Linked DNA regions of Mus musculus: all the other regions are linked to region 1. The links are chromatin loops, found by intact Hi-C in ENCODE. Cell type or tissue: left cerebral cortex. All regions are shown on one strand.

Region 1 (8,000 bases):
AATGTGATCCACAAACAATAGATACTAAGTTGTATTTCTCTATTATATCAATGTTTTGTGTGAACAACCCTTGTTGGTGAAGTTAGTTACTATTATATAGGTTAGAATTTCTGTCTTCAAAAACATAAAATAATTGACATATATTTAAATTTATATATTAGGAGATGAAATAGCCAAAAGTATTAAGTAAATATCCAAAAGAATGTATTGTGCTTTTCATTTTCATTTTCAGGTCTCCTATTGACTACCCCGCATTGTACAATTTCATTCCAGAATCCCTTTTTTCCTAAATCATATTTGTTAAATCAGGAACTCATGTGGAGATCCATTCTGTGATTAAAACATTTTAATACTCTGGCAGGGTCGAGTATGATGTTTGTCATATTATTATTTGTTCTCACTATGATTTTTAATAGACTTGTGAGATAGTGTAAGAAATAAATATAAATATATGTGCATACCTACACACATATATGCACATGTGACACACACACACACACACACATATATATATATATATATATATATATATATATATACACACATATATATATGCACATATATATTTGAATAATACAAATCCAACTAATACTACTGGATAATTTGGAAAATATTTAGATAAGTTTAAATTTTACTATTATAATATATTTACCCTCTCGCAAATTTGGAGCATTTAGTAATCAAGCTTCTTTAGATCAGAGGTTCTCAATCTATTTGTCATGATCCATTTGGGGGCTTTAAATGACCCTTTCACAAGACTCAAGTCCATCATAAAACAGAGATATTTACATCAAGATTATAGTTATAAAGTAACAATGAAAATAATTTTATGGCTGGGGCACCACAACCCGAGAACTTCATTAAAGTGCTCCAACATTAGTATGGTTGAGAACCACTGCTCTAAAGGAACAGAAATCGCGGAATGAATCTATATCTTAAAAAAGGGATTGATTAGAATGGCTCATAAGCTGTGATATAGTTATTTTAATAGTGGTTGTATCTTGAAAGAAACTCCAAATATCCAATAGCTTTTTCAGTCCCGGAGGAGGCTGGGTGTCACCAGCTGGTCTTGGGTATATTCTGGAATCCTGAAGAACCTGCCTCGAATCCCGGCCAAGGAATGTATCCCAGCAGCAGCAAGATATATGAGCTTGCCAGTGAAAAAGATAACAAGAAGGCAAAAAGTGAAGCTCTGATCTATGTCCTTTAGATTGGCTGCCGTAAAGTGTGGCCCAGATTTATGGTGATTCTCCCAACCTCAAATGATCTGGGATTAAATTGACATTTCCCACTTCAAATGATCCAATCAAGAAGAATCCCCCAGTGTGTGCAGCAAGTCCATCTTCTTGGATTTTTAGTAAGTTCTCGAAGTAGTCAAGTTGACAACCAAGAATAGCTGCCACAGAAGAGTTACCATAGGGAAATATTTAGAACACTTGTTTATATAAAATATAAATAATCCAAATGAACTCATTTGATGTGATATGTCTCATTTATCAGTGAAAATATCATTGATAAAAAAAAAAGAATTTGTTTGAGCAAGAATCAAAGGCACAGCATTAGAGGATCAATGCTCAAGCTCAGTCACTATTAATCAATCTTGATTTTTTTCATAGTTCTATATTTTCACATAAATTACAATATAAAAACAATGTTTGAACAGATTTAAATTCTTTTTTCACTAAATACGTGTGATATGTTGAAGCCTGCCACTCTAGCATAGTTGTAGCCATTTTGTTCCATGCCTGCCTATTTTATATTATTGCTCTAATATACCTGACAATCTTTGACATAGAAAAATAACTTGACTCATAGCAAGGTCATGCTGATTACATATTCTGTTATGTTCTATATGCCCTGAGTTTTGTTTGTCTTAAAATAATTGACAACTGTAAGCTTCAACTGGGGCCAATTAGAAGAAAGGTTAGTTTGAACTCTTCTGTCTAGCTATCCAAAAATAGCTTGAGCCAGAGTCAGAGTCGACCACAGAGGAGCATTTCCGTCACCTGCAGATGAGCTCATTGTAGTTATTTCCTTTATAAGCCATCCCTGAGAAGTGGGTGTGGCCATAGCCTCAGCCCTGAATTCTGAGCTCTGGCCCTGATCTATCAGTCTTAGGGCCTCTGTTCCATAAACCATGCCACTGTGACTGAGATCAGTGTTTGTGTAGTTTTGGTGTGAGTCTTGGACCCCAACAGTGTATATGTATATATGTATATATCATTTATATCTATATGTCCCATCAAATTAAACTAAAGAATGACTGTCAAAACCCAAACACTTACAAGCTTCTATTCATTCAACATCTCTGCTCTCATGATTTCTATAATTTACATAATGGGTTATTATTTGTTACTCGCTATAAAATAATTTTGGGTTTTCTTATTTATGTCTGTCTGCTCTTAGTCAATGTACATCTTTGGGGTTCATTTCATTTGGGTAATACTAGCAGAATTGTGTGTCTTTAGATTTGGTGGTACATTTTTCAGTATCCTCATAAACCACTATTTATTTTTCTTGTATTCACATTCAAAATGAAGTTCTTTTGTTTGAAATCTAATTCAAAAGATATTCTGCAATCAAAATATATGATAATTTACTTAATTGTATCATTTAGAAAGCAAAATACTGTTATTATATTTGAGAGTATTTAGACATGACTTTATTATGAAGACTGGACTTCACAGAAGGCCTGATATAAAATCCTAAGTTCTAAGTACAGCCAACCCATATAGATCCTGAACAGCATTTGGTCAAAAAGAGTACTAAACTTCCTTAAAACTTGGTATGATTTGGACAATTTTATTTCCTGGATCAAGAGCATAAATTCTATAGATCACATGTCTCAATATCAAAAGATTGGGCAGCCCCAGATAACCATAAAATTATTATTCCAGATAAAGGAAATATAAATCAAGGCAACAAAATGGAGCTGTGAATGTTTCTGAGAACAAAAGGCAACTTAAGACTGCAGTAGCAGACACACTAGTGTTCTTAAAAGAGTTTAAAAACAAACTCTATGCCATCTTTGTACTTATATATCTGCTATTTATTCATGAACTACATTAGTAGTTACCCAAATTTTATTTGATTCAGAATGAAGAAGAGCCTTTGGAAATAAGATCAAGATTTCGATTAATTTTCCGAAGGAAATTCAAGTGTATTACGGTCTTGATCTGAGGTCTCTAATACCGTAAGTCTATCCACCAAGTAGACAAGGAGTGTGATCATGATAAAGGAAAGTTCCTCTCCAAAGAAAGTCCATCTTAAACTGAAGGGTCAGTGTAACATCACAACCTGCTCAATCCATCTTTCTTTTTCTGGAGCTACCAACTAGGATGCCAAATGTGATTCGGATACATGTCCACTAGAAACTGAACAGATGCCATCAACTTATTTCACACAGATCAGCAAACAGCAATCAAATGGTAATGGCTTTCTGTCAACACTGACCCTCTCTGGGTACAAAGGCCACCCTGGAGGTGAGGAACTCTCCATCCAATTACCTACCCCAACAGCTACCTGATCCCCTTCAGAAAAGTAATTTGCTCAGTGAAAAATTGCACACACTACCTGATTTGATGTTTCTTAGTGTTGCTTTTCCTAAAAGTTTCTAGAGTGGCAGATGCGCCTGGGTCTTTCATTGTTCAGAACATGTGAAGGAATACTAATGTGACAACTAATAAGGAGAAAAACCATGTTGTGGCAAGAAGTGAATAAAATCCAATACATGGCAAATTATATGCAACACCCTCCCACAACTATTGTTAAATAGAAAAGAGATTTTTGCGACAAAAGTACTTTCAAATAAGCCTTTCTTTATTTAAAGATCGCCTGTGATATTAGTGACTAGAAAATGAATGGCTTTATAAAAACTGCTTTTCAAGCTAAATCAGTATAAAACAAGAATTCTATAAAGAGTAACCAGTTAACACATATGCTTGGAACACAATAGTTATCTACAAATGTTTTCTTTCAGAAGTGCTGTACACATAGCAGCTATGTCAACATGCCCTCTGTGCTCGGTCTTACTTTCCCCCCTTAATCAATATAAAAACGGCAGGAAGAACAAAATTTTTTATAAAAAAAATGGCCAGATACATTCTCAAATTATTAAGATTAAAATTCTGCTCATATTTTTAATTTATTTCAATGCTTCTCTATTGATTTTCAAAAATGTTTAACTAACTCGGAGATAACCCTACTAACTGACTACTCAGATTCCTAACCTAAAATTAAACAAAACAAAACAAAACAAAACAAAACAAAACAAAACAAAATTAGTAAAAACAGTGTCTGTGATTCTCGGTCTATGAACAAATCATCAGAAGCAGTGTTGAAATGCCTCTGGGGGGAGACACAGCTCCAGAAGTGGCTGCAGCTTTTCTCCTGCTACTTTTGAGCAGGAAGACAAGCAGAGACACACATGCAGGAACACCAAAACAAATGCAAACATAGAGACAGTGGCAACAGACATCAAGATGTTACAAATGTCCAGACATTCTGTGAGGGTTCACATCTCATCCACATAAAATGACACTAAAGGGCAAAGGGATTAGATAGTTTTCAAATTAGAAAAATATCCTTTGTGGATTTGAATACATCTAAGAATTCTCTAAGGCTTTACAAAGCCTGTGTATTTTCAGCGTTAGCACAATTTAGCAAAGCTAGTTATCATAACTATTATCTTTTCCCTAAGTTGTGTATGTTTACTTATTCTGTAATTCTCAGTGTTAACAATGTATTACAAGGAAAATAACTGTTTCTTTCAAACTATAAATATATATATATATATATATATATATATATATATATATATATATAAAACAAGAAAAACTAGCTAGGATAATTTCATGGTGCTGATAGATGAAAAGTATCTTTGCATCAATCTAAATTTAAGTACATCCTTAACAGCTAGGCAAATGGCATGCATGTACAATGCGAGCACTTAAGAATTGGGGAGGAAGGATTGTTAGCTTAAGCCCAGACTGGGCTGTATAGGGAGATCTGTCTTTTAAAAATATCCCGAGCCAAGTTATTTTAGGAAATAGATATAGCTTAAATTTTAAAATAGCTTTTGCCCAAGACTGCACTTCATGGGAACTTTAATCAGTATTTTACTATGATTTGTTTTTCATTGTAGAAAATTTCAGAAAGCTCATGCATACTCATTGCCTACTTTACTTTACACTAATGTTAAAATAAACTTGAGTAATCATAATACATTAATCCATATCACGAAAGCATCATGAGTCAACCCTACTAACTCAACTACAGACATCATTCAAGCCTTCACACTCTTTAACATCTGTGTGCATTTAAAGAACCAGTTAAAGATCTATAGACATTGTATCTCATTCTTGTTCAAAGAGCAAATGCAGGCACTGCCAGTCTCTCTCACAGTCTTTCTTTGTATTCCCTCTTGCTGCTTTTTTTTTTAAATAATAACTTTATATTTAGATGTTACTGATTTTCAGTGATTACTGCTCCACTATATCTATTGTGATACCGTCTGTTTTGTTACAGTAAAGTTACTGCTTAGGAACATATCCAGATCTCTACATATATTTAAGGCTGGAAAGCACTACATACTCGAACACATATAAAATACACGCATCTTTCTAATACTCAGTTTCAGAATGTTTTCTGAAATAAGCATTAAATTCCACTTTAGGTGTAATAAAATTGAGGGTTAGAAAAGTGACAGACCTAGAAGGGAAAGCCCTCCTGCAAAAGAGAACAGAGTCAGACTGGGGACTTGGAGGAATCAAGCTGGAACTGATATCAAAACCTCCTCTCTGAGGACTACCTCTCATACTACGCAAAGGTGATGTGTAAACTAAAAAGGGAAAAAAAAATACCAATCTGTAGTCTCCCTTCAGCTACAAAGCATATATCCCTCATTATAAGATACCCCAACAGTGCAATACTGGCACTTATATCTTGAGAATAATCAACAAACATCTGATCTTAAAGCTCATTATATTTAAAAATGAGTCTATGCCAAATACTGTGATTTTAGATTACTACCTGTGGCTAGTGAGTCCATAGACTCTACAGGAGACACAACCCCCAACCCCCACCCCATCAAACCTCCTCACTCCCTGAGTCCTCAAGTCTCTTGAAGGTTAGGTACAACTTCTTTGACTGAACCCAGACCTGGCAGTCCTCTGCTGTATATGTGTTGGGGGCATCACATCAGCTGGTGTGTGCTGCCTGGTTGGTGGCTCAGTGTCTGAGAGATCTCTGGGGTCAAGGTTAATTGAGATTGCTGGTCTTCCTATAGGGTCACCCTCCTCTTCAGTTTCTTCCAGCTTTTCCCTAATTCAACCACAGGGGTCACAAGCTTCTGTCCATTGGTTAGGTGTAAGTATCTGACTCTTTCAGATGCTAGGTGGGCCTTTCTGGGGCGGGGATGACAGTCATGATAGACCCCTGCTTGTAAGCATGATAGCATAATTAATAGTGTCAGGTCTTGGGACCTCCCCTTGAGCTGGATCCCATTTGGGGCCTATCATTGGACTTCCTTTTCCTCAGGTTCTTCTCCATTTTTGTTCCTGCAGTTCTTTCATACAGGAAGAATTCTGGGTCAGAATTTTTGACTGTGGAATGGCAACCTCATCCCTCCACTTGATGTCTTTCTACTGAAGATGGACTCTACAAGTTCCCTCTCCTTACTGTAAGGCATTTCATCTAAGGTCCCTCCCTTTGAGTCCTGACAGTCTCTCACTTCCTAGGTCTCTAACACTTTCAAGCAGGTCCCCCTCCTCCTACCTCCTTAGCTTGCCTGTTTCTATCCTTTCTGCTTGTCCACACAGAGCTTCATTCCTGTTTCTCCCCCCAATACCTGATCATGCTCCCCTCTTCCACTCCCTGTCCTCTTTCCCATTCAGCTCCCACTTTCCCCCGTCCCACCCCCATGATTGCTTTCTTTTCCCTCCCAATTAGGATTGAGGCCTTTTGGCTTGTTAACCTTCTTGAATTCTGTGGATTGTATCCTGGGTATTCTGTACTTCTTTTTGGCTAATATCCATTTATTAGTGAGTACATACCATGCATGTCCTTTTGGGTCTGAGGTACCTCACTCAGGATAATGTATTCTAGTTCCATTCATTTGCAAAACTCAGGATGTACTTGTTCTTAATATCTGAGTGGTACTCCATTGTATAAATGAACCACATTTTCTGTATCCTTTCTTCTGTTGTGGGACATCTAGGTTGTTTCCAGCTTCTGGCTATCACATGTAAGGCCGCTATGAACATAGTGGAACATGTGCCCCTGTGGCATGGTGGGGCATCTTTTGAGTATATTCCCAAGAGTTGTATTGCTGGGTCTTCAGATAGACCTATTTCCAATTTTCTGAGGAACCTCCAGATTGATTTCCAGAGTGGTTGTACCAGTTTGCAATCCCACTAGCAATGAAGAAGTGTTCCGTTTTCTCCACATCCTTGTGAACATGTGTTGTCACCTGAGTTTTTTATCGTTTCCATTCTGATTGGTATAAGTGGGAATCTCGAGGTCGTTTTGATTTGTATTTCCTGATGACTAAGGACTTTGACCATTTCTTTAAGTGCTTCTCAGCTACTCAAGATTCCTCTGTTGTGAATTCTGTTTAGTTCTATGCCTTATGTTTGATTGAGTTATTTGATTTCTTGGTGATTAGCTTCTTGAGTCCTTTATATATTTTGGATATTAGCCCTCTCATTGTAGCTATTAAAAAGCCTTTGTATTCTTAAATGAGTTGTATAGTCACTATGCCTAAGAGTAACAATATTAATTTTAATTTTTTACCTGTATATAAAATTTTATACCAATGAAAAGTTTAAAACTAGAATATATATATATATATATATATATATATATATATATATATATACATATATATATATGTATATATATTCTGTATCAATGTTAGAAACTATGGCTTTAATTTTGCATCAAATATAAAGATCTCTATCAATGTAAGATTATGGTTATTTAATGTTTTAAGACTAAACTTA
Region 2 (8,000 bases), 320 kb after region 1:
CTCTGACACCATTGCAAACACTAGCAAGATTTTGCTGAAAGGACCCTGATATAGCTGTCTCTTGTGAGACTATGCCTGGGCCTAGCAAACACAGAAGTGGATGCTCACAGTCAGCTATTGGATGGATCACAGGGCCCCCAATGGAGGAGCTAGAGAAAGTACCCAAGGACCTAAAGGGAACTGCAACCCTATAGGTGGAACAACAATATGAACTAACCAGTACCCTGGAGCTCATGTCTCTAGCTGCATATGTATCAAAAGATGGCCTAGTCGGCCATCACTGGAAAGAGTGGTCCATTGGTCGTGCAAAATTTATATGCCTCAGTACAGGGGAACGCCAGGGCCAAAAAATGGGGATGGGTGGGTAGGGGAGTGGGGGGGAGGGTATGGGGGACTTTTGGGATAGCATTGGAAATGTAAATGAAGAAAATACCTAATTAATAAAAACAAAACAAAAGAAGACAAAAACAAATTGCCTTCCAAATATTTATGTTCATGGCCATAGATTGATGCTATCCTTCCTTGTAGAGGGAAGCATTTTTGCCGTGGAAGCAGTTATATGGGGAGACACATAACTAGTCATCTTCCAGCAATTAGTAACCATTACTGTGCTAGAGCAATTAATTGATCATCTACAACTGGGAGAAAATAATCATCTATATCACCTCTCTCCAAAACTCAGAGAACATTTCAAACGAGAATAGCAAAGGGTTTGGGGATCCATCCCATATACATTCACCAAGACCAAATGCTGTTGTGGATGGCAGGAAGTGCTTGCTGACAGAAGCCTGTTACTGCTGTCTCCTGAGAGGCTTTGCCAGAGCCTGACAAATACAGAGGCAGATGCTCGAAGTCAACCATTGGACTGAGCACGGCACCCAGATGAAGGAGTTGGAGAAGGGACTGAAGGAGCTGAGGGGCGTTGCAGCCCCATTGATAGAGCAACAGTGTCAACAGGCCAGACCCTTGGGAGTTCCCAGGGACTAGACCACTAACCAAAGAATACACATGGAGGGACCCATGGCTCTGGCCACATATATGACAGATGGATTTGATGTGGGAGGAGAGGCCCTTGGGCCTGAGGGTGTTCGATGCCCCAGTGTAGAGCAATGCAAGGGAGAGAAGATTGGAGTAGGTGGATGGCTGGGGAAACACCCTCATAGAAGCAGGGGAAGGGGGAAAGGGATAGGGGTTTCTGAAGGGGAGACCTGGAAACAGGAAAATATTTGAAGTGTAAATAAAGAAAATATCCAATAAAAAAAGGGAGAAAGAAGAGAAAAGAAAAAAGAAAAGGAAAGGAAAGAAAAGAAAAGGGAAGGGGAAGAGGGAGAGAAGAGAAGGAAAGGGTTAAAAGGATGAAGAAGTGGCCTGTTGTATAGGTGTGTCCTATTTAACCTGGATTGGAACATTCCCTTGTGGATGTATTGAGATGGCTCACAACATGTATGCATCTCATGAAACGTCTTCCTGAGGTTGGAAAAGAAAGAAACAATTTCTGGAGGAGAGGACGGTTTTTCTTTGATGGCACTCTCTGGAAGTCCCTCAGGGAGCTCCAATAATGCAGCTTTTACTACTGTGGGATGGACTTTCAGTGTAGCAGCTAAAAGAGTCAGCCATGCTCCTGTGAGCCACCACTTAACACACAGCTTAGTAAGTACGCACAATAAATTCACTGGCTCACCAACGTGTGATTGGGATGGATAGCTTCCATGGTCAATAACTGGTTCCATAACAACATGAATAGATGTTTGTTCATGTCTCCCTAGAAAAATACATTCAATAAATACACAAAGTAATATTTAGCTGTATGGAGAAAATATGTTCATCTATAGAAAAAAAAAATCATCCCAAATTGAAAGTACCAATCAGCCGAAGCTGATATATTTTTCTAAATTCAGTAAACTAAATTATAATATTTAAATTGCTGTCAAAATTCACATCCAAGGTAACCTAGCTTTGTTTTTCCTTCTGTTTCAGTTTTTGAGACAGGAACTGGAACTCACAATCTATCTACTCTAGATATCTAGGGGTGGTGATTTGAGGTGTGTCCCTCCATAACCGTAGATAAGTATCAACAGTAAAGAAGAAAGATGTGTAATTCAATCAGCAAGTTAGAATGCATAGCTAAAAATCTTAAGACAAAGCACAAGTATATTTGGTGAAGGGTAGATAAAAATGTTAATGAATTCAAGGGAAGTATATACATAGATACTGATGTGCAATAAAACAGACCCACGGGGCTGGAGAGATGGCTCAGTGCTTAAGAGCACTGATTGCTCTTGTGAAGGTCCTGAGTTCAAATGCCAGTAACCACATGGTAACTCACAACCATCCGATCTGATGAGATCTGATGCCCTATTCTGGGGTGCCTGAAGTCAGCTACAGTGTACTTACATATAATAAAGAAATCCTAAAAAAACAAAAACAAAAACAAAAACAAAAACAGAAACACAAAAACATGGAGAAAATATAGAATTTTAATAGTATTGCAAGAGAACGTAGCTTACTGTACAAAGAAAACTATATGTGAGTTTCTACTTTATGTAACAAATGCAAGTGTTCTCCATACCAAAGATTTAGCTATAAAATGCAAAAAAAAAAGCAATTGGAAATATTTATTATATAGGTACATCGAAATAAATATTTGAGACTAAAAGTCATAAAATTGAAAATAATGGATTTAAACACGTTAAAATTTGAGACCATTTATCATCCAAGAGTATATTTGCTACATCTAAAGTTGATAAAATATGGACAAAGTATTCGAGTTCATTACAAATGACAGGAAATTTGAGAACACTAAGAACTTTAAAACATAGTTCACATTAGTAAATATGAGCATATGGAGAGTTGTTTAACCTTAATATTCATCGAATAAAAATTATAAGAACAATAAGTCATAATTTTTTCATGTAAATTATGAAAACCAGAGAATGGGGTGAATCCAGTCATTGGCAGGACTATGGAGAGATGGGAACTCGCCTGCCCTTCTGGCAGTGGATATTGGAAGTGCAATCCTGGAAAGTCATCTGGCCATAGTTAAGAAAATTACATATGCATGTTTCCTGTGACAGGAATCCTCATCCTACTGTATAATCCAGGAAACACCTCCACAAATTCCACAAATCAAAGTTTGGACATTTTATGGAAAGACCTTTATCTTGGAGTTTTATGATAATAAAACTAATAGCATCATAGGGATCAATCACTAAGAAACAAGGCTCTAAAATGTGGCAGATATGGGTACTAAGACAGCAAGTAAAAGGATGCAAGAATCTGAGTGTACACACATCAACAGACACAGATGAAATATATGACAATGCCAACTGAAAAGTGCAATAATAAATCGAAGATTCATAATAGACTTCTACTTATGTCAATGAATGCCACATGTAGCAAATACACACACGTGCAATACAATCACACATAAAGAGTTATTTGAACTACTTCAGATGACATGATATTAGATAAGATATGGCTAACAATATTATTATCTATTTCCAGAAGATCTAACAACTATAAACATATAATAGTCTTACATATACAGAAGGAAATTACATGCATTTATATATTTGTGTATGACCTGTATACACTATGGATAAAAACTTTATTATGATGTACAGAACTTAAATATTATTTTACCTTGCCTCATTATTTGATTGGGAAACTGAAAGGTCAACTTCTCCAAGATTCGAAATACATAGAGAGAAACCCTGGACTCTGTACTTTAATATAGCTGTGGTGAGCCTAGGCTTCGGATACTTCTCCATCATTACTGAATGAACTGCTTCTCGACAAGGAGATGAGAACAACTGTTATTTTCCCTCTAAGCCTGTGCCTTTTGCAAGGATGCAGATTAAAGCAGGAGTCAGAACACTGCTCTCAGAATACTTTAGAGGCAGCAAAAACATACTTACCCTTAAAAATTGGTCAAAGAAAAAACGGAATCAACCACTTTACATTTTTTATTTCTATCAGCATCTTGATGGCTGTGAGTAAATGCCAGAGACACTAATAGGTTTTATCTCACAATTTCTTGGAATTAACATCAAACATTATAGAATATGAAATGTAAACGAGAGAAGGGAGTTACAGTTCTTTATGTTGTTTTTTTTTTTTTTTTTCACATAAGGTTGTTGGATTTTTTTTTTCTCTATCTTTTATATCCACAGGATGATGGCATCATGCTGAGCCCTGCTCAGAATACAGATCTGTGCTGGGATGTTCTGTAAGTTTAAGTATGCAGACAGTGTGTTTCTCATCCCTGATATACCTAGGGCCGGCATAGCCATGTGGAAAGATTAATTATGCTCACATCAATTTTGGCCTCTAGATGTCATGTAAAGAATGTAGAATCTGAAAGGAAGCTGCAGAATTTTTATTACGGCCATCGGAAACACTGTGTGTAGCTGGGAATGGAGAATAACAGCCGAGGTGTTCTTTTACACAGAAGCCAAAGCAGAGAGGCTAGAAATCACGTTCTTGGATGGGCTGTGTGCAACACACACTGATTTGTTAGCTTCTCAGCCTAAAAGAGAGATGCGGCCGCGCACACGCTGCTGGTTTCTATATGGTCAGTCTCTTAGATGTGAAAGCACTGAGGATGTGCAAAGAAACAGAACAATTGTCACTATTATGGATGTGAGCGAAAACTCAAACAGGGAGAAGTACATGCTGACTTTTAGGGCTCTTTTATGGTTCTCCTTTAAAAATAAAATGAGGAGGACAGTAGCAGATGGGCGCGAATGTTAAATTATTATACATGCTTAATTCCAGTGCTTTAGTGTGAGATCAAGCAAGTGATAATAGGCTTCAGTTTTTGTGCAAGAGGTTTCACAGCAGAAAAAAAAAATGTGCTTCAGCTTGTTTTTGCAAAACTGAGCAAAAATAAAAATAAGATTACGCTAAAAAGAACCAGATGAACCACCGAAAGGAATCCATCATGAAAATCGCATAACATGGAGACCATATCTGTTTGTCGCAGTGTTTGTTGCAATCTGCAGTTAATTCATCACAGTGTGGTTCCCTTGATATGTAAGGACAATGGGAAATGTCCACAAGCCCTCTTCTTATTTCCATTCACAGCCCAGGAGAGCAGTGGGCTGCAGACAAGAAGCCATTTAAATGCCTCCCAAGGAGAGCCTCTAAGCTGAGAGGAAGCAAGCTTGCTCTAAGTTGCTCAAGGAAAACCCAAAGCTGCCAGACAGTGAGGACAGGGAAATCATGCAGAAAAACCAAAAGAAAGGAAGACTAGGAGCAAATAGGAGTCTGCTTAAACAGATGTATGGTAATAAGCCCAGCTACCGAAAACTTCACAGTGCAAACTGAAATAGTCCATCTGATTTCAGACCTGAACAGTGGGATAATGAACGCTGTAGAAGCAGTGGGTTCTTCAAACTTGGTTTGGAAATATCCTGAGGAAAATGCTAGCGATTCACAAAAGAATAAAACAGATTCCCCTTGAGTGGCTAAAGTTAATTTTTTTTTCTTTCCCTCTGGGGATTAAATTCAGAATACTTGCTGTAGATGATCATATAACTACAGGTGTGTGTCTGTGTGTGTGTGTGTCTGTGTGTGTGTGTGTGTGTCTGTGTGTCTGTGTGTCTGTGTGTGTGTGTTTGTGTGTGTATGTGTGTGTCAGAGAGAGAGAGAGTTGGTCAAAAATTTAACGACAGGAAGTTATTTCATGGAGTGCTTAAAAGAGAGCAGTTTATTATTTATAAAAGTAAGTTATACTTTTACTATAGGAGAAAGTTTCAAATCATCCTATTAACCCCAACCATTTCTTAAACCACAGGCTAACCGTTTTTAATTATCTTTTTCACATCCAATCATGTGAAACTGTTTTAAAGTAAGATGTTTGAATAACTAGGCAAATCGTTATCAGTAGCTGAGTGCAATGTACCTTCAGTTCAAAGACAAATGGGGTGATCTCCTCTTCCAATATATGCAGCACAGTTAATGACCAACCAGGGATATATGCTGTAAATGAAAAATGCATACGAAATAAAGTATCAAGAAAGAATTCTTGGTTCATTTTCTGAATTAAGTCTGTAAGAAAGATGCATACATAAACTACTCTCACACACTAACATCCACATACCCCACATATAAATCACTCATCCACCACACACACATACCAAAACACACACACACAAGCACACACACACCATATATACATCACAATCCACCACATACACAAAAACATAGACACACTACAAACATACCACATGCATATACCCTACAAACATCCATGACATGCTCCCTCCATTATTATGTAAGTGCAAGTGAAAAAACAAAACAAAACAAAACTTTTTGTCTCTCTTTCCTAACAATGTACTAGCAACACAAATCCTCTAAAGGCTCTATAGACCTGAAAATTGGATATATAATCCACACCCTTCAGGAACAGTTGTGCCAGTTGGATACCTCCCTCCCTCCCATTACATGGTCCTAAACTCTTTCTGTCTCATTACCAAAATTTTATATCATTGGCTCTGTGCTCATATTATCTTATTTACCCTTCATTCTTATTCATTTTTGCCAATGCAAGTTTAACATTCTCATCTCCAGTGTCACTCTAAGTGTTTTAATCTACACTTCACAAACCAATGAAGGGTGAAAAGGGGGAAGAGGGAAAGGGGTAGGAGAGGGAGGGGCAAGAGGGGGAAAAGAGAGGGTGGTGGAGAGGGGACAGAGAGACAAAGACAGAGACAGAAAGACAGAGGGAGACAAAAACAGAGAGAGAGAGAGAGAGAGAGAGAGAGAGAGAGAGAGAGAGAGAGATTATTACAAATGAAAAATGTAGTCAAGAGATACACTGCAAGTCCCTGGTACTCAAAAGACACAGAGAAAAGGGGAGTGTTTCAGGAAAGCACACACACACACACACACACACACACACACACACAGACTTGGGATATATATAACCAAATAGACACCTCCCCCCAAAATATCTATATTCTATTTTAATCTCTTGCTTGGGGATAAATAAGCCATTTTCTGCTCTCTGTAGTTAATTTTGTGTTCAGTAGAGGATGTAAGCATACTTCTAAACCCTTAGAAATATAGTCCATGTGCAGAACAAAAGGGAGAAGCATCAAAAAATGGGAAAGCCTGCAGCACTTTTAAACAAATAATTCTATTTTTCAAGGTGTGTTTTTTATTATAAACCAAAACATAGAGAAAAACATACAATATCTAAAAATAAGTATAAATGCCCTAAATTTAGCACTACTCTATTGGGCACTCTGAAATTTTCTCACTTTAATGGTCTCTCTTTCTCTATAAACTGAAAAAGAAAAAGAGGGAGGGAAGGAGGGAGGGTGAGAGGGGGGAGAATGAGAGAGAGGGTGAGGAGGAGAGGGAGAGAAGGAGAGAGGGGGGGGGAAGGGGAGAGGGGGAGGGGAGGGGAGAGATTAGATCTTAACAACTCTACCTAAAGGATTTTATCCTGCTTTGGGAGGGAGTTGTAAAGCCATTTCCTCCCAATAGTACCATTCTCTCCTGGAATAAAGTGGGAGATTCCAAGGCCCTAAGAGGTAAATAAAACTTTCAAAACCCAGTTAACAGGTTCACCACCCCGCCCCAGGCATATACACACAGGGTTGGAAACGTGTTATAAATAGAGGAAACAATTTCTGGGAAGAGAAAATATCATGCAGCGTCATCCACACTGAGATGGATATTTTAGTAATGTTTCTGCCTCTGTATCATCCATGACCCTGCAAGGAAACTCCAATAAATTTGATATTTCACTAAGATAGATGGGTGCAATTGTTTCTTTATCCACTGGATGGTACCCTACCTGGAATGATCTTTACATATCTTCTCAAGGAAAGATACAATCAGTACATAAAGAAAACTTCCCAGCCAATATTGGAGTTTAGCTTTGCATTAATTAGTGAGGATTCCAGATGTGGTGATTTGAGTCATTTGTGTCCTCCAGGGTTCCAGTGTGATGAGTAGTGTTTCAGGACTAAGAGGTGGCAGAGACTTTG
Region 3 (8,000 bases), 360 kb after region 1:
CTCCACATTCCACCAACACAAAGGGAGCTTTGCATTTGGAGGGGTATGTTCTTTGCTCCAATTGTGGTTTCTGCAATATCACAGGAGGGTACTTAGCATAAGCACCTGCATGGTTTAAATAAAGTAACTGGTAAGTAGATTATGAATGATGGTACCTATTAGTGTTCAAGTGCAGTGTCTAAGCCTCAGTGTTTCACAAAACACATGTTAGGCTCTTGTTTAAATTCTAGGGACAGTATATTTAAGTTATAGAATTTAAATTTGGGTTACTTCAAAGAATGGCAGAACCATGTCCAAAATAATCCCTTAAACTTTTAAACACTGTAGTTCAAGCCATTGTAATGTAATTGTGATTCAGGTTTTTTTTTTTCCTAATGTAGTTAAGCAATAATAAGACTGTTCATACTCTGGTTACATTGGAGTCTAATCCCAGTGCCAGCAATTTCTGGATTTGTGATCTTAGGTGTATGATAACCTTTTTGATTCTTGTCTTCTTATATAAAAAGTGGAAACATTTGGTTTAGAGCATTTACAGAGTATTTAGGCTATAGCAGGCAATAAATAGTTTTCTTTCATTCCTGTGATACTAGGTCACCTTTCTCAAAGACTAGAATAAGTTGGCAGAAAAATATAGCATTTCAAAATAAAAGGTTTCTCCCCTGCCTCCTGAACAAACACATGTTTAAGGGTGAACAGGAGAAACTAGGAAGTATTGCCATGAAAAATTTAAGGGCCCTGGTAGTTCTGTCTCCATCATTTGTTACTCAATCCAATGTACAGTAAGTCCCTTGGTATTCCACGAATTAGCATCAGGCAGCTAAACTATTTCATCACTCCTTCAGACTTACTACTACATGTCTTTAATGTGTCTTGTTGATCCTTTTTAAAAATCTATTTTTTAATACACCTACGTCCAAAAGCACCAGCACCACCACCCCTTAGCCATCTAATCAGGGTACCATCGCATTTTGTATGATCACAGGGTGGGATTAAATTTCTAAGAGCTATACAAGGGAAGCCAAGGCTTCCTTCTACACTCATCCACTCTTTTGACTCCCACTTCAAAGATGGCTACAGACTTGAACTGCAAAGATTTAGTAAAGAAAAAGCATTAGGTACAATTAAAATTTAATATCTGGCACATAATGATAACATTTAGAATGTCTCAAACATATTGCTGAAATAACATTGTTGTTTTGGTAACATTTAGGTTTAAATTTGTATGGAGTATTTTGTCTGACAACTTCATCCTGAACTCCAGATTCATCAAAAACTTATCTAGTGTGAATAGTAAAATTTGTATTAAGCTTCTGCTTATAGTCTTTATCACTTCATAATGGCAAGATAAGTCCCTGGTGGTTTCTACTTTCTTTATATAGTTCAGAATTATGCCATCAATTCAAACCACCAGATACATCTGCCATGTTTCTATTTTATTGTAGATACACATGTTGCTTGAGAGATCAGACTCTACATTCACCAACTTAAGTGTAACTCCTTAATGGTCAAATACACCCTACAGATTTATTAGGATGTCTCAGAGAGGCCCTCATGCAATCTCTCAGCAAATACTATAGGCTCTCCTTCTAGCATCAGAAAACATAGTTATTATTTTGTCAACGTTGCTGTTCCAGTTTGTTAGTGTGTGTGTGTGTGTGTGTGTGTGTGTGTGTGTGTGTGTGTACATACTATATAAAGTATGTAGCTTGATGTTAGAACCATGTTGCATGAGAAATATGTTATTACTCAGCTCCTGAGTGTTGTTTAAAATATGTACGCTGAGGGTGGATAGATGCCGCAGCAGCAGTTAGGGAAGTCTTCCCATAGGACAGAAAGTCCTGTTCACAATGTCATCAGGAAGCTCATTGTTACATATAAATCCAGGTCCAAATGTGACACAATGTGATTTTCACTCATGTAGACACACAAACCTATACAATGTACATAAATAATAGAAGCAAACCTTTAAAATGATTATACAATATTCACATATTATCTTATATACTCTTTTTTCCTGAATATTCATATTTTATTTCTAGAATAAGCATTAAAAAAAAAGAAGGAAAAGAACTGAAGAAAAATGAGAGGAACAGAAGGAAGAGCAAAAGTAAACAGGAAGTGGAGTGAGCAGGGGGAAGCAGGAGACAGGGAAGAAAGGTGAGGAAAGATAAAAGAGACAGGAAACATTAAAGAATGACAATATTTCAGAGCTGTTCTTTCCTCCCATCCAATTGGGACCACAATACCTACTGAGTGTATAAAAATTACAATTTCTGTGGAAATGTTTTTTAAGTAGGAATCAATTCATAACTGAAATGCATAGTACATCTATCAGGAATAGTTACTATGAAATCTCGCTGTGGGAAGACAGAAGTATATGGCACAGAGTTTCGATGAGGACATTTTACAAGAGCAAGCCTAAAAATCACTGCAACAAAGAGCTTCCAATAGAAATGGGACCCATGGCACCAGCCGCATATGTATCAGAGGATGGTCTTGTTGGTCATCAGTGGGAGGAGAGGCCTTTGGTCCTGTGAAGGCCCAATGCCCTAGTATAAGGGAATGCCAGGACCAGGAAGCAGGAGTGGGTGGGTTGATGAGCAGGGGGAGGGGAAAGAAAATAGGGGGTGAAAACCAGGAAAGGGGATAACATTTGAAATGTAAATAAAGAAAATATTTAATAAAAAATGGCAATCTTTGCATTAAAGCACCATGCTTAATGTTTAATAACTATAGAAATACTTCTTTTCTTATGAGACAAAAGGAACAGACGATTATCCAAACATGAACTGGTCACTGTGAGTCACAATGCAAGCCATGCTAGGAGAAGGTCTCTCTGCTCTCCCATGCGGCATCAGTATGGAGGAATTGGTTGCATCAACCTGCAAAGACAGTGGTAGCTACATTTTAATACAAATGCTACAAGTCCATTTTTTAGTATTAAAAACAATATTTTACCATGATAAACTTCTGTTATTCTTTGGCTTCTACATGACACTTGAAATTAGTTTCTGACAAAAAATATCCCATCTGCCTCTGCATGTACTAGTGGATTGAGCTGATGTATTTGGTGTGAAAAGCAAACCCTGAAGTGGAGACTTTATTGTGTTTTACACTTGATTGTTTATGCACGACAGTACATTTAAACTGACTTTCAGCAAGCCCGTTGCCAGAGTTTCAAAGGCTGGAAAATGGCACAGCCTTTCACAAAATAAAGAATAGGCAGTCACACCAGCTTACAAGTTATTTTTTATGAACAACAGAATTGCTTTTTGCTCATTTCAAACAGACCCTAAATGTGCCCAGCACAGCAAGAGAGAGTAAGAGGAAGCAGAGAGCTTAATATTCCAGCCCAGCTCACTGGAAACAACCATCAACAAAACTCAGTAAAATGACAGAGCACTGTGCTGTACAAAAACATGATTTGTCTGCTTTAAATGGAGAATAATGATTTTTAAGTTTAGAATAGAACCAAAGGACTCAATTACTATTCATGGTTTCTGAATTGTTTTACTTTGGAAATTCCTTTAGCATGAAATGTTCATCAAAATCAATGCATGAAAGTGTAGGGAGAATGAGCACGCAATCTCCCATATTCATAAAGGACTTCTTCAATTAAGATCACTGAAAAAAAATGTGTCACCAATTCATACAAAGCTACACACTATGACTAAACATTTTTAAAGAATAACTTTGGAGGAGATGGTGAGGGGGAGAGGAGTGTATGTGTGTGTGTGTGTGTGTGTGTGTGTGTGTGTGTGTTCATGTGCATGTGCAAGTGCATATATACACTCTCCTAGCTTTATTAAAACCAAGATTATTAATATACAGTACTGGCCATTATATAGAATACTATGTGAATGAGCCAGTACCAATTTTGTTTACTCTTTTTACTCTTTTAAAACTATATAATTCTTATACTCTTATTTAAGCTTATTTGAGTAAAACTGAAAATTTTTACTGGAGCAAAACCAGTTTTTTTCCCTGAGAACAACATAATTATATATTGACCAACATATCACTTTCTTAACTGTTTTCATTTACAAAAAGTAGTGTCCAATTAGTAGCTTTCACAATACAGAGCTACAGAGCTGTAAAAGAGTTATTCAGTTGTAGAAGAGTCAGTAATTGTTTAGTAATTAAGGCTAAATTATTTCATTGTTTCCTTTTGTTTTCTTCTACTTATCCCTTATAATGTTTTCAGGTTTTTTTTCCCTAAAAGTTATGCAAACAAAAGTGAATAACCTTATTCCCATTCCTGCATTTAGAAAAAAAAAATGGCTACTTGTGTGAATGCTATCAGGTTTGATTGTATCTACTTGTCTTCTCAAGAGCATGGTGCAATCCAAGCAATATTGGTTATGAACTAAGGTAAAACATATCCTTGGCTACTGATTTGTTAGGGAAACATTTGCGTTTATACTAACACTGGCAAATTTTTTGATGGATTGTTACATATTGTATTGCATTTTATTTGCCATATTAAACAAAATGTCAAATCCTAAAACCAAGCAAAACATTATCTGTATTTTTTTTTTCATTATGTAGGGGAATGGTAAAGTCCTGAAGGCAATATGAAAGCCTTAGTTAACCAGCTCCTTCTGTTTGCATATTCAATCCCTCAATGTAACATATGCATAATTTTATCATCATTGTGTGCCATCTGGAGTATCCTGATTGAACTGCAGTTTGAAAATGAGGGTTAAGAGGTAATTTGGTTGCATACATTTAGAACTGAAATGTCTCTCATGGAGCAGAACAGAGTTATTTAAAAACAGAACTATGACTAAAAGATGAAAATATATTCCATAAACTCAAGCAAACCGAGGAAGACAATTTCAAGTCTTCATGCCTTCACACTTCCAGCTTTCTTAAAAATTTAACCATAATATTCTCAGGAGACTGTTGCAAAAACCATTTGAACATATCACTTAAGGCAACAGATATTATTATAAATACTTTACCTGCTAACTTACAAATTCTCTTCATGAAAGAGAATTCCATGACTGATTAGTGAACACCAGCTAACACACTGCTAGGAAAACAACTACTTATTTTTTCCCTACACAGTCACTTAGGTGGGATGTAAAAGTTGCAAAAATTCATCAAATTTGAACATTCTACTTGAGTTCAATTTCTCTGGTGGCCCACAAGTCCCATCTTGAAGTCTGATAGTATTTCTACTCCACAATTTAACTTCCAATTACCACACTGTGATGTCAAGTGAAATACTTTATAAAACCAATTTCAAATCAGGCTTACCTTTTTTTTTATACTTATCTTTCAAAAAAAAAAAAAAAACCTAATATATGTTCCCTTTCAAAACATTTTCTTCCAGAATTTTTAAGTGCTACTGAAAGAGTCAATCAGCCACACTATGGTGGGCAACCATGTTTCAGGTCAAAAGTGTAATTGTTAAAATGGATTTTCCTAACCTAGACTTGTTAAAGGATTAATCATTTTCAAAAAGCATATATGCTTTAAAACTTTGCCCAACTAAATAACGCATTAATCTTTCTCACCTGTGTGGGGAAAGCGTTGTAAACCAACTTTTCTCAAGTTAGAATTTGTCAAATTTCCAGAAGTAAGCCCATATTACAGAAAGAACATCTATAGCCCTGTTTCCCAGCTCTGTTTCTGCTTACTATTTTTCCTGCATAAACTGAAGGCAACTTTAAGCTGGCTCCTTCAGAATTGGAAACTTCACCCACTCTTCAGTGTGTTCCGTGCACAGGGCTTTCTGGCATTTTCTGATAATATTGTGATTCATTTCCTCAGCTCACAGAACAGATATCGAGACATGATCGTCAAGACTTTGAACTGTGATTTAAGGAGAGCACACATTATTAGACAAGCACAGGCACTGAGAGAGGCAGTTCACACTGCATTTCTCCCCCTTTTTTATCCCGGACAGCAGTGAAGTGCAGGCACCTAATCTACTACTATCCTGTCACAGAACATGACATTCTAATTCAGTCAGGAGGGACTCACAATAAACTCGAAATCACACTGAATGCCTCTCTGGTATGACAATTGATTACATCTCCTAACCTTTCTGCATCTGTGGTACCATCTGGAGCATTTAGTACTTACATTATTGTACACAAAGAACAGGTAACAGCCTATAGACCCAAAGCAGGCGCACCCTTTCTATTGTAAGACTGAACCAACAATATCAAGAATGAAGAAAATGGTAGCCCATGTCATCTAGACTTCATAAAAGATTACATTACGATGGAAACTGAACATATGCCCAATAAAAAGTATTTTTGTAGACTATACAATGCAGGACTCAAATATTTAAAGTTATCTTTTCACTCTTTGGAAATTAGATGAAGCATAGAAGACACAGAGAATAATTCTTAAAAGGATCTATTATACTAAAATCTCAATGTAATTGACTCATCATTGAAGTTTAAAAGTTGAGAATGATTGTATTGTGTTGCCGTAAAACTGTTTTAACTTAATTTGAGATGTTAAGTAACTTGATCAGGGCAACACAATCAATTACAGATCTAAGATACAAATCCAGTTTACTCCTAAACCGATTATTCTCCCCACTGCATTATAAAATTTAATTGAGTTGATTATTAATTAATCATCTTGGCCACACTTATTAAATATTATACAATGTGTTGTTTGGAAATTCATAGCAGACACCTTTATCTTCTTTAAAGAAGAATAATTACATTAATTGCAATCGTTTAGGACAATAGTTCTCATGTGAGGCCAGACAATTCTTTCATATACTGTAATTCTCTCCTGCTCACTGTGGGGCACTGAGCAGTAACCGTGCCCTTTATCCAGTCAATGTCAGAAACTATATTTCTCCCAGTGATGACAAATCACTGCAAAGTGTTTTAGAAATCAACAAATAGTCAGATTTGTGGCAACGTAGGGAATCACAAAACCTGCAGCCTCCATGACCTGTTCAAATACTTAGCAAACCAGTTGGGCACTCTACTGTCACTCATGGAAAAGTTGTGGCAACTGCAAATTGTTCAAGTGTTTATTCAACGTGCAGTTTCAAAGACTCTTCTGTCCTCCCTAAATACACTCAGAAAATTTCAATAAGAGGCAATGACAGAAAGATAAAATGAACAAATTCAGAAGTACATCAGTTAGAAATTAACAAAGATGCCCAGTACAGAAAACCAGTAGTTTGTATATCTTCTCAATATTAATACTGTATATGATCTATGATTGTGATTGTAACAGTGTATAAATAAAAAGTTATTTATATTAACAACAGGTGGCACTAGTTCTTTCTGTGCCTCAGACATTCTATACAATATTATCTAATACAATACTAAGCTTTGATGATCAATGAAACTGGGAACATGTTCATTTTATCTAGTGTTTGTCTCCATGAAAACACAGGGTATTTTGAGCAATAGGGACCCTCTCAGTCTTCCTCCCTGAACATCTGTTCCATTACCGGATGCTAGTATTCTTTATCTGTTGGCAGAAATCTATCTTTGGAGTAGCTAATCAATGAGACCCAACACCATACTTAACCCTAGTAGTAATAAAGACATAACTTCTTCAGGTGCGATCTCCAACTCTCATCGGAGCAGGTGTCTGAAGTTATAACGGTAAAATTGGATCTTACCACACCCAAACTCGCAGGGATCTGACTCACAGACGCCAAAGCAAGAACAATTGTGAAAAGGTATCTTGGCAATGCGGGGATCATGAGAGCTACTGCCCACATGCCTGTTGCTTAACCATTGCCACCTGACTTGTTCGGTGTCCCCAAATGACAGAAGAAGTGTATTTAAATTCCACATTCAAGCTTCTTTGCTTCTCTCTTGTCGGGCTTATTTCTGAGTCACTTATTCAGTTGTCATCTTTATTCATGGCAAGATGTCCAATTTTGACAATCCGTGGCTTGTCAGCACCAAACGAGAACACCACTGCTTAAATGAGGAGAAAGTTCCATTTTCAGCAGCGAAGTAAACAGCAGCATTTTAAACTCATCAGTGAACAGAGGAGGTTAA

Evidence for each region. A loop is a pair of places that touch in the nucleus more often than their neighbours do. Peaks named below come from ENCODE experiments on the same cell type or tissue, not always from the same donor. Only the 100,000 strongest peaks of a DNase experiment are listed, where the experiment ranks them.
Region 2: a loop joins it to region 1, with 3 times the contacts of the local background. A loop is called at or near these places in 5 of 42 quality-filtered maps.
Region 3: a loop joins it to region 1, with 5 times the contacts of the local background. A loop is called at or near these places in 6 of 42 quality-filtered maps.

What each region holds. Positions count from the first base shown.
Region 1 is chr16:71,194,093-71,202,092 of GRCm38, reverse strand. No RefSeq gene overlaps it. Among named protein-coding and RNA genes, the nearest start is that of Gm24968, 23 kb to the right of the region's middle. In left cerebral cortex, CTCF peaks have their summits at 4,155 and 4,354; a DNase peak (open chromatin) is centred at 4,380.
Region 2 is chr16:70,878,036-70,886,035 of GRCm38, reverse strand. No RefSeq gene overlaps it. Among named protein-coding and RNA genes, the nearest start is that of Gm29823, 73 kb to the left of the region's middle. In left cerebral cortex, CTCF peaks have their summits at 4,333 and 7,815; DNase peaks (open chromatin) are centred at 3,818, 4,484 and 5,146; H3K4me3 peaks cover 965 bases; H3K27ac peaks cover 1,452 bases.
Region 3 is chr16:70,835,001-70,843,000 of GRCm38, reverse strand. No RefSeq gene overlaps it. Among named protein-coding and RNA genes, the nearest start is that of Gm29823, 120 kb to the left of the region's middle. In left cerebral cortex, a CTCF peak has its summit at 4,671; DNase peaks (open chromatin) are centred at 3,267, 4,681, 5,732, 7,813 and 1 more place; H3K27ac peaks cover 698 bases.